Regions from separate parts of the Homo sapiens genome. Here region 1 is linked to region 2. The links are chromatin contacts, found by Hi-C or POLR2A ChIA-PET in ENCODE. All regions are on one chromosome and are shown on one strand. Each heading gives the region's core, a stretch centred on a gene start or an enhancer-like site at or near the end of the contact. The rest is flanking DNA. Distances are from core to core; before and after follow the strand shown. Region 1 has its middle 7.4 kb from the start of TERLR1. Region 2 has its middle 5.3 kb from the start of SLC12A7.

What was found. A loop is a pair of places that touch in the nucleus more often than their neighbours do. ChIA-PET counts read pairs that join two places held with the same protein, here RNA polymerase II (POLR2A). Pooled maps may share reads with other maps.
Region 1: a map of endothelial cell of hepatic sinusoid shows a loop between it and region 2 (15-fold over the local background). The contact joins two enhancer-like sites. A Hi-C loop is called at or near these places in 1 of 168 maps with a recorded cell type or tissue (endothelial cell of hepatic sinusoid) and 4 of 50 pooled maps. POLR2A ChIA-PET finds 5 or more read pairs at or near these places in 3 of 52 experiments (Caco-2, HepG2 and WTC11).

Annotation. Positions count from the first base shown.
Region 1 is chr5:1,183,194-1,188,801 of GRCh38, forward strand. No RefSeq gene overlaps it. Among named protein-coding and RNA genes, the nearest start is that of TERLR1, 7.4 kb to the left of the region's middle. RefSeq lists enhancers at 3,725-4,418, 4,419-5,111. Within about 2 kb of position 2,903, at least 2 of the 41 ENCODE cell types and tissues checked have a DNase peak (open chromatin) inside an H3K27ac peak, as active enhancers do.
Region 2 is chr5:1,114,583-1,120,058 of GRCh38, forward strand. It overlaps a transcript of SLC12A7 not described here. Among named protein-coding and RNA genes, the nearest start is that of SLC12A7, 5.3 kb to the left of the region's middle. RefSeq lists enhancers at 2,834-3,367, 4,438-4,971. Within about 2 kb of position 3,754, at least 18 of the 41 ENCODE cell types and tissues checked have a DNase peak (open chromatin) inside an H3K27ac peak, as active enhancers do.

The DNA of each region.
Region 1 (5,608 bases), core at 1,653-4,152, 68 kb after region 2:
AACAATGTTTCCTTGGAAGCACTTCCATTTCAAAATACAGCTGCAAAGTGCCTTGCTTGGCCCGTGAAGGTCAATGAGCCCGCAGAAGGGGCAGAGACAAAAGGGTTTTTAATAACGCTCCTTGCTGTCAGCAGCAGCACAGGCTCTGTAGACAAGTCAGGCTTTGTTCCCGGCAGTCCGCTGTCATTACATGGGGCAGCTCCATAAAGATACCAAGGCCAGCTCTGAGGCCAGGGTGCAGACTCCAGATGCACAGATGCTGGGCCGGGGATGCCCCTCACCTGGACAGGAGGACAAAATCCCCAGGAGCCCTGGACGGGGGTGGGGCAGGAATGGGGTAAACCACATGCAGCATCCAGCACCCGGCACCCGGCACCCAGAACCCAGCACCCGGCACTGTGCTCAGTAAGGCCTGGAGGACACCAGGGCCGGCCCCAGGGAAGAGGGGGAGAGCAGGTGGCTCCGTGGTCAGGGCTGGGCAGAGGCAGGAAGGGGCAGGGCCAGCGGCCTTTGGGTAACAGCGAAGCTCCTCCTTGCTTGGTTTTCAAGCTCTGAGACCCCTCAGGGGCTGCTGCAGGGGGTGAGGGAGGGGCAAGAAGGGGCATGAGGGGGAAATAGGAGACGTAAGGGGAGCTCACTTCTCCCCCAACCCTTTCCAGGGCAGCAGACCCCCTCTGGCCAGCGGTGTGTGCTCCACCTCCACCTAAGGCTTCCAGTCTGGGCTGCTAAATGGGGAGCCCCTGTCCCCACCCCGGGCGCAGCCCCAGGCTCCCGATAGGCTGGCAAGGCTGGAGAGCCATGGGCAGGCCCAGCCAGGGCCACCAAGGGTTCTGCACATCAGGGCGTGGAGATGATGAAGGGCTGGGTGCACACGGCCCTGGGGTGGGGCAGGAGGAGCACCCAGGGTCTGGGGGAAGGGGCCTGGATGGGTGGGACACGGGCATCCTAGCCGTGGGCAGAAACCTGGAGGCCCCAGAGAGCAGACTCACCTGGGGACGAGAGCTGCCTGAGTACCCCGCACGGGTGCAGGTGCTAGGCAGGCAGAGCTCCTGGAATGTTCCACAGAGGCGGACCCCGCTCTGCCCAGGTTCTCTTTGCAGGTGCTCAACAGGGTCACAGGTGCTTCTTGGAAAACCACAGGCCACTGAGAAGACACCTCCCCAGTTGACGGTTAATCACAAACCATTGGTTAGAAACCATTTTACAGGATTCTAGAGGTGCTTGGAGAAGGAGCTCAGGGATAACCCAGGTGCTGCGGGGTCGGGTCAGGCTGTGGCCTTGGACGCCCCTTCTGTCCCATCCACAAACTCAACTTGGCGCCTCTTGGGGCTGAGACTGGCACCCGAGCCTCCCCTGCAGTGGAGGCCCCTGTACGCCCTGGGGTCAGGTGGACGGAGGTGAGGACCACTCCCCCTCACCGGGACCCACGGACACTGTGCCCACATCCCAGGACCTTTCTTCTGGGCCATGGAGGCCAGGGGTGGCTGAGCTGCTAGTCTGAGGACCTGGGTTCATTTACTGACCAGGCCCCTAGCGGATGCTTGGGCCCCCAGCTGGAAGATGGGGCTGGTCCTGCCTGGGGAGGCTCCTCTGGGAGAGGCCATTGGGAGGGCTTTATCCTGGATGGGGCTGGGAGGTGAGCAGGGCCATTGGACTGGGCTGGGTTGTGGGAAGGAGACCTGGGGTCTGGTGCCCCTTGGCCTCCACCCTGAGTGGTCTCTTTGTCCCCAGGACTCAGTTTCCTCATCTGTAGAATGAGGGCTGACCCAGCCCACCCTTTGTCACCCGGTACCTGGAGTGCCTGGAGGGTCTGTGGAAGGAGCTCCTCCCCCAACTCCCAGAGGGAGTATTGGCACATACATGTGATACGTGTGTGCATATGCACACATGTCAGGATGGAGTTGGCACATATGTGTGATATGTGTGTGCATCTGCACACATGTGATGGAGCTGGCACATGTGTAACACGCTTGTGCATCTTTACACATCTGCACACATGTCAGGATGGAACTGGCACATATGTGTAACATGTGTGTGCACCTGCACACGTGTCATGATGAACTTTACACATGTGTGATGTGTGTGCATCTGCACACGTGTCGTGATGGAGCTGGCACATGTGTAACATGCTTGTGCATCTTTACACATCTGCACACATCAGGATGGAGCTGGCACATATGTGTAATATGCGTGTGCATCTGCACAAGTGTCAGAATGGAACTGGCACATATGTGTGATATGCGTGTACATATGCACACATGCGTCAGGATGGAAAATGCTGAATTGGCTGTTTCTCGCCCCCATGGATGGTGAAATGAGGACACTTCTCCTCTCCGTGTTTGTTCTGCATTTTCCAAATATGTTACAAAACTGTATTTTATAATCACAAAAGTTACAAAAACACACATTTACACTATGGTTATTTCTCTGACAATAACTACAATAACTAGGGGTGTCCCTTCACTTTTCCCAGCTGTGCACCATAGAGCAGAAGGGTTCCATGGATGGGACCAGGGCTTCCGTGCAGGACTCTGGCCCCCAGGCCTCCAGGCCACAAGCTTCAAGCTGGCTGCTTCCAGGCCCAGGGCTTCTGGCCGGGCAGCCTCCCTGGATGTCGTCCACTCAGGGCAGCCAGGGCCCCATCTGACACACTCTGTGGAGAGGAGGTCACAGCCCCTCTCTGTGCTTCCGCTGCCACCCGCTGATCTCAGCTGTTATCTTGACACAGAGGAAAGTCAAACTGCAGCCTGTCCCAGCTTATCTCTGGGTTATTTCCGCAAAGATCCACGTTTGGGTAAGCACTGGCTCTCCTGATAACCTAGCAGTAAACACAGCCAGGAATGTGATGCCCATAGGAGAGGCACAGTGCCAGTGCAAGGCCAGCGTCCCCTGGCTGGCAGGTGCCCAGAGCGCCACACGCACAGGTGTCCTGGGAATTCCCACCCAGGGACCAGAGCATCTGGGGCACGGCCCCTCCTGGGAATGCAGTGGCCCCAGCATGGAGCACCCATGAGTGCCGTGGGTGCCAGGGACAGGACCATGGGGACTGGCCCCCTCTCTCCCCTTCTGTCCTTTCTCTTCTCCTCTTCCCTCCTTCTCTGTCTCTATCTCTCTCTGCCTCTCTGTCTCTGTTTCTCTCTGCCTCTCTGTGTCCCTGTCTCTCTGTCTCTGTTTCTCTCTGCCTCTCTGTCTGTCTCCCTGTCTCTCTGCCTCTGTGTCTTGCTGTCTGTCTCCCCTGCCCCCCGGCCTCCTGCCCTGGTGGGTGGACACTCTGCTTCCCCTTCCCTGGAAAGCAAAGGTAGAGACAAGGGCAGGGGTGAAGGTGACCAGGAGGAATGTCGGAGGTGGAGCTGACCCTGCGGATTTAGCTCCAGGCCTTGGGGAGGTGGGAGGCCTCAGGGTCTCGTGACTTAGGAAGCTGCTGCTCAATAACTTGGGCCTTACAAACTCGGCTCCTCCATGAAAACAAACCACCCCGTTCAGAACAAAGGTTACTGATCCGTGATCACGAGGCCCCCCATGGCTGCCCTCTTGGCTGCTGCCCAATGCCGGGTGCTGAGGGATGTGAGAGGCACCACCAATGAGCCATCAGCATCCCTGGCACCTTTCTCTGGCTGGGCATGGGGGGCGTCCATGCTTTCAGGATGTCTCTGCCCTGTCCTGGTGGCTGCCCCAGGATGTGGGCACCCCCACCCCCTCCTGCTTTTCTCTCCTGGGCCCAGCCCGGCCTCACACTCATCTTGCTGCACCTGGAAGTTTCCAGAAGGGATGGAATCAGGGCCTTGGGCCTCCTCAGGAGAGACCTGTACTTCGCTGTGATAGCTCCAGCCACACCTCAGGTTTGACCGCCATGCTCCAGCTGGCAGCTCCTCCAGGGCAGATGCAGGAGCCCTGTGGCCCCGCTGGGGTGACGTGGGCCTTGGGGATGAGCCTCCACTGATAATTCTCAGGCAGGGATGGGTGGGAGGGCTGTGGAGTCCAGGACGCAGCAGGTCCAGTCCTTGTTGGGGCGCTTGACCCTGTGCTGGGGACGGCAGCCCCGCCTTGGCTGGCTGTGAGCAGATGGTGGGGGTGGCACAGGAGGACCAAGCCTGGCTTCCTGCTGCTTCCATCTCCTGAAAAGGCTCAGAGGCTATGAAAGGGCGGTGCCTCCGAGGTGGGCCCCCTCCCCACCACCCTACCCAATGGGAGGTCATTCTTCCTCCCTGCAGGGGAGCGAGGACCTGAGCGATGATTCCCACGTGTGTGTCTCCTGAGGGCTTGGTCCCTGTGAGATGCCCCAGGGCCCCGAAAAGCCAAGGCCAGGGCACGCTGGGACCCCTGCTGGCCTGGTGGCTTCCAAATGCTGCCCTTCAGTGAGGGCCCGGCTGAGCAGCCAGGTCATTACCAGTCTGCTGTGCCTGAGAAGTCCTCTGCAGACCTGAGGGTCCACCCACCACACTGGGCTGAAGGCACAGCCGGAGGCCTCTGTTGCTCAGCACTGAGAGGTCCTGGCTGGGAGCTGAGGCCTCTGCCAGCAGGCTGGGTGGGGGCTGGGGGTGGCACAGTGGCTGGGAGGAGGCGGCCGTCCCCCAGGAGAGAAAGAAGCCAGAAAGCATGTCCAAATGCAGTGCTGGGCCTGTGTGGGGCTGGGGCGGCTGCGGCCGGTCCTCGGTGTGCCTGGCCCCTGGCCGTCCATCCTGGCCACGTGGGTACCTCTGACCATGCTTTCAGGCTCTCCTCCTCAAGCCTTGAGGGTGCTGTGCCTCCTTGTCCCCTTGAAGGAGCAGGTGCTTGGATGTTGGAATGGCTTTGGCCGGCAGACTGTGGGCAGGGGTGGCCCATACTGGGTCCCCAGCTCTCCCCCGCCAGCTTCAGCAGCTGTGGACTCTGCAGGTGCTCTGGAGGTGCAGCTGCCTGGAGGATCCCTGGCCCATAGAACATTGTCATGGACAGTTGGGGGATGTTTGTTCCTGCAGCGTAGCCTCTCTTGTGCCGGCTAAAATGTCGTCTCTTCCAGATGATTTGAAAGATGGGGCATCTTATGTGGGAAACATCTAAAGCTGAAAGCCTGCCCCATTTCAATAAAATCCGAGAGGCAAAAACACGAAATTGATTAAGGGTCAAATCCCCTTTACAAAGGATTCCGGAAGCTCTTTGGTATATTTCAGCTGTATGTTGTTAAGCTTATGAAATTAGTGAAGGTTTTAAATAAATAATATTACCTACTGTGAGTGAAAGTTCAGTGAGTAGAAGATCCGTAATTCCTGCTGGCGGAAGCATAACTCAGCTTTTTATGGAGAATTTTGTGATGTACGTGTCTACCTGGAAGATAAGGGCAGCCTGTGGCCTTATAATTCCCATCACAGCAATCCACCCCAAGGACACCGTTGGAAATGTGGATTAAGTCATATGGGCAAGGAACATAGATTATAAAACTCTAAGTCTATTTGTGGTGAACTGAAGCCAGTGTTGTAAAAATTATGCATGATGGACAGATTGGGATTATTCCAGGATGGTAAAATTGGTTTAATATTTAACAATCAAACCGTGGGCCAGGTGCGGTGGCTTGTGCCTGTAATCCCAGCCCTTTGGGAGACCAAGGCGGGTGGATCACCTGAAGTTAGGA
Region 2 (5,476 bases), core at 2,504-5,003:
TCCCTCTGTCCTTTTCTGTACCCGGCACCTGTTGTAGGAAGTGGCCCTCGGACACGTGGAGGTACCCGAGGCCTGGGTTGGAGCTGCATCTTTCGGTGCAGGCCTCTGCGTCTCCTGGAAGTGGGCACCTGGAGCCAGGGGACTGCTGGGATCCGGGTCCAGTCCCCTGGCAAGGCCGGGGGCTCGCAGAGGGAGCCACGCACTGTCTGGTGGTAGCTCCTCCGTCCGCAGTCGTTGGTGCTTGATGTCTGAATCGACAGATTCATGGAGCAAAATGGTGATTTTCCAGTGCGTGGTGGCTTCGTCATGAATTCACTGGAGGGAGAGGCTCATCTTGTCCGTCTGGCCATCTGGATAATGGTGCCCACAGGAAAGGCAGGGCAAGGGTGCCTCTCCCTCATTTGTCAGTTTCCACAACGGTGAATTGGTTCCCGACAATCTCCCAAGTATATTTGTACATCGCTGATGAAACACATTGGTGGGTCTCAGTCGATCACCATTAGTGCCCTTTCCAAGCATCGGTGTCCAGCTTTGCCCAGGGGGCCTCTTCAAATGCAATCTCGCATCCTTATGATGTGAGCCTGGTCATCTGCGATGGCCTCTTGGCCGTGTGCAGGGCACAGCCAGGGGAACCCTGGGATTTAGTGCGAAAGTGTAGCCGATGGTGGTTACATTCTGTGTGTAGATTCTCGAAACAGTCCCTGCTGCCTGCCACCCTGGGGTGGAGTTTCTAATGGATTAGGACGGACACCCAATGCCAGCTTCCAAGCCAGGAGGCCGCTCGTGCCCACGGCTTGGAATCAGGGCTGTGGCCTGGGAGGGCTCTCACCAGACGCAGGCTGCCTCCAGGTATCTGTGTGCCTCTGCCCACGGAGCTTCTCCCCAGGTCCGCGGGTCCCCCCAGTCCACTTCTGCTTTCCTGTTAGGGTGGGGGGCTCATCTCCTGGTGCGCCATCTGCATCCTTCTGGGCTGGGAACCTGCTGTCGGGTATCAGGCAGGGCGCACCTCCAGGGCTGAAGGATGCAGGTGGGGCTGGCAGGCAGAGTGTCCGTGGAGAGCTCCGTGTCCAGGGAAGGGGACACCTGGAGGAGGCCGGCCCTGGAGGCCCCACACTCCTTCTCACCAGAAAGCCACCCGCCTTCTGCCTGGCAGGGCCGGGCACCCACCCAGGTTCTTGCCTGTTGGCCCAGCACCCATGGTGAGTGGGGGAGAGAGCGAATAGGGCAGAGCAGAAGAGAGAGGGGAGGAAGGAGAATCGGGGGAAGGGGGAGGGAAAGGAAAGAGGTGGGAAGGGAGGAGAGGGAAGGGAGGCCCCAGTTACCCAAGGCTAAAGTGATTTTTAAAAAACAAACCTTTTTTTTTTTAAGCGTGGTGAGCCTCTCCTGGCAGGGTGGGGTATGTGGACATCAGTGGAGGAAGCAGAGTCTCCGGCCACCTGTGGGACCCACACTCTCCCTGCCCAGGAGTCCCACCAGGGCCGAGAATTCTGCCCATGGCCAGGGTGGCCCTAAAGCCCCACATCCGCCACCACCTGTGGGGGCTCGAAGGGAGCTGTGGTAGGCAGGGATGACAGAAGACCCCAGCCACAGCCCCAGGCCCATGGCTGCATCTCCCCTGAAGAAGCAGCCCTGTCCCAAGGGTTCTGCAAACAATGCCAGGCTCTTCCCAGGCAGGCACCGCAAGCTGCCCCCCGCCCCGATCCCTGGCTTGCCCAGGGCGGGGCCTCTGGGCCTGGTGGATGGTGGGCCTGGCCTGGCGCTGGGGAGCCTGTCTGCACAGTGGCCAGGTACGTGGGGTTCTGAGCCTCCCCCGGGTCCTGTGCCTGCTGGGCAGGGGTACATCCCATGGAGCTGAATCTGGGAATAGAAGGGGCCTCCCCTCCCACAGAGCTCGTCTCAGACCATCTGTGTCTGAGACTGTAAGTGACGCCAACAGAAGGTCAAGCTTGAGCGACAAAGCTCTCAGTCCTGTAATTCACGGACACTGAGTCTTCGCTCAAGTTCCCTCTGGAAGATTCCGTGGATGAGTCCGACACACTCTTCCCCTCACTCAGGAGGCTCCAGGATTTTTAGACCACGTGTGTGGCTTTCCTTCTCTCAAAGTGTAACTCACATAATGTTACTCAGAATCTCACACGGACGCCCGTGAGTTGCAGACACAGGGAAGGTTCGCATCTCCTCTGAAGTCCAAGCTGCCCAGAAGCCCACCCACCCCCCGCCAGCTCTCGTTCCTGCTCCACAGGTGACTTCTTTCCCGTGAAGCTTGGGCAAATGTTTGCTGTCGGCTCAGGGGGAAAGGCCATGCCAGGGTCCAGATGGGCTCAAAACCTCCCAACCTGGCAGACACGCAGCCCTTCAGAAATGGAAGCAGAGCCCAGGACACGATGTGGCCAATCCTCTCTCAGACGTCATAAAGAGCTGGGTTTGGAAGACGAGGCCAACCCTCATGGATGCCGCCCCCGACCCCAGCAACACCATGAGATCAGGGATTTGCTGGCTCTGTCTCAGAGCCGCGGAGGGTCCTGCTCAAACCCCAGAGCCGTGGGGATGGGCTGGGGGGCTGGTGGGGAGCGTACTGCGAGGGGCCACTGAGCAGGCTGGGGTGAGCTGGGCCTGGCCTGCGGGGGTGGGGGTGCAGCCTTCGCTGGGGAGGCAGCCAGGGAAGGGGTTCCTACCAGCCCGAGATGGAGCAACGAAGCAACTAGTGAAGCCAAGTTTGCAAAATTATCACCGTTGGTGGAAGGGTTCCGACCTGACTCCATCTTGGTTCTGACCTCCAAGCTGTCCTTGTTCCTTCCTGGGCGTAGGCTGAACTAACTTTGGGAGGAACTTAGTTTATAGTTAAAATAAACCTCCTTCTTGCCTGAGGGCTAGACTGCCTTTGTAGGATTAACAAATTAGCCACAAGATTAAAGAAATTGTGGTTTAGGAGTCATGCAGCTGGAGGCTACAAGATTCTGACCCTCCCTAAACTGCTCCTAAAATCCATGCTTGAGATGTTTTGCGGATCCTTGTTGCGCTAGATGGATCAGCTGGCACCACTCAGACCAATAGACTGGCTCATCTGATCTTGTGACCCCCACCAGGAACAGACTCCGCACAAAAGGACAGCTTCAATTCCCTATGAGTTCATCTCTGACCTGACCAATCAGCACTCCTGGCTCACTGGCTTCCTCACCCACTAAGCTGTCCTTAAAAACTGATCCCTGCCGGGCGCGGTAGCTCACGCCTGTAGTCCCAGCACTTTAGAAGGCTGAGGTGGGTGGATCACGAGGTCAGGAGATCGAGACCATCCTGGCTAACACGGTGAAACCCCGTCTCTACTAAAAATACACACAAAAACATTAGCCGGTCATGGTGGCAGGTGCCTGAAGTCCCAGCTACTCGGGAGGCTGAGGCAGGAGAATGGCGTGAACCCGGGAGGCGGAGCTTGCAGTGAGCTGAGAGCACGCCACTGCACTCCAGCCTGGGGGATAGAGTGAGACTCTGTCTCAAAAAAAGAAAAAAAGAACTGATCCCAAATGTGTGGGGAGACTGATTTCAGTAATAATAAAACTCCGGTCTCCCACACAGCCAGCTCTGCGTGAATCCCTCTTTCCCTATTGCGATTCCCCTGATTTGAGTGACAGTAAAACTCCGGTCTCCTGCACAGCCAGCTCTGCGTGAGTCATTCTTTCTCCCCTGTAATTCCCCTGTCTTGATCCATCAGCTCTGTCTGGGCAGCAGGCAAGGTGAACCCATTGGGCGGTTACATGAGGGGGAGTCCATGGGCCTCAGCCCCTTGAACAGAGAGATAAGAAGATCCCACACTGGGAAACGTTTCAGTGCAATCTGAGAACATCGTGGGCAGGCCTGGCAGCCATCCAGACCCGGCAGAAGAGTCTTCCTGGCAGCAGCGCCAGGGATTCTCCAAAAACAGGTGTGACCCAGACTCGCGCCCTCGCCAGACACAGATGAGCTGTTGGCCAAATGCGAAGGCCGCCAAAGCCGTCCTTGGGCGTGAAAGGTCTTGGGAAGTTTCCCCTTTCTAGACCGGGGGATGCCTCTTGCCAGGAAATTCGAATGAGTCCAGGAGGAAGGAGAAAGCCTGGACCTGACGTAGGCCTCAGAGAGCCTGGTCTCACCCATTTCTAATGGAACCCATTAAAAATCAGACAGTGTGGGGGACCCAGACAACAGTAAACAGCTGTGCTCATAACATCAAATGTGCTGGCCCCGCAGCCTTGCAGGTACCAAGGTTGTTTCTGGTGGCTTCTTCCAAGGCTGTGGGAGGTGTGGGCGTGTCTCGCTGAACTTCTGGGCCGGCTGGCGGGAGAGGCAGAGCTGGCGCTGACATCAGCCTCCCGGCGGGAGGGGCTCACAACCCACACTGAGCACCCAGAGCCAGACCTCCCCAGAGGAATGTTCTGGGGGAGAGGGAGGGGCACAGACGACTGCTCCCGAAAGGAGGGCCCTGCCTCGTTTTGTGGCCCCGCATCTGGTGTGCTCACCCTCAGTCTGCAGCAGCTCGAAGCCCTCCTGATGAGAGCCGACACAGGCAGGGGCCAGAGTCGCTTTTGCAGCGCTGGAAGGCTGAGTTCTGCCATCAGCTTTGCATTTTACAGCTTTCTGCTGGGATCAGAGAAGCACCTGCACAACCTCCCCTGCGTTTTCTAAACATTCAGCTGGGAACCTGGACTGCAAAGCCCGGCCTCAGTTACCGCCACTTTTTCCCAGAGCCCTTTTGGGGTGAGTTTTCTGGACTTGCTCATCAGGGCCAGCACTCGTTAAAGGTGAGGACCCCGTGATCCCACCCCGCACAGCAGTACCCAGACACCCGCTAGGGCCCCAGCTCCCAGGGGACGCCGCAGGCACGCACACATCCCTGCCCGGGTGACGCCGAGGTTACACAAGCCCTTTGGAAAGCTCTGGTGCTGCCTTGGCTGCACCATGACCCCCTCCAGCTGTGTGCGGCCGGCTCGCCGCCCATGGTGCTGTGGTCCTGGTTGGGCGGTGAGGTTCAGCCCTGACCGTCGGGCAGCGACCGTTTCAGGAAGCACGGGAACAACGGACTTTGAGCCACCTTCCTCTCCCCAGCACCCTTTCAGCCACCCCGTGCCAGGCTCCCCACCCACACAGCCCCATCCCAGGCACGCGGTGGCTCTGGAGGGCTGCATGTCAGGGTGCAGACCAGAACACGCCCGATTCCTTCCAGGCAATGGACAAATGGGGTCCACCGGCGCTGTCCTGTGATGGGCAGGCTGGGGGGCGGTGCCCAGCTTTGGGCCCTGTAGCCTCAGGCCTCCCCTCAGGCCACCTGCCCCCTGTGGCTGCTTCTGCCTCCCCGCAAAAATCCAGTCTGAGCTGGCTGAAGGCGCACAGGTGTCACCATGGCCCAGGCAGCTGGGACCCCCCCATAGGTCAACAGCCTGTCATTGGGGTCACTCAAGGGCCTTTCTGCCCAGCTGGCAGGGCCTGACCAGGTCCCCTGAATTTC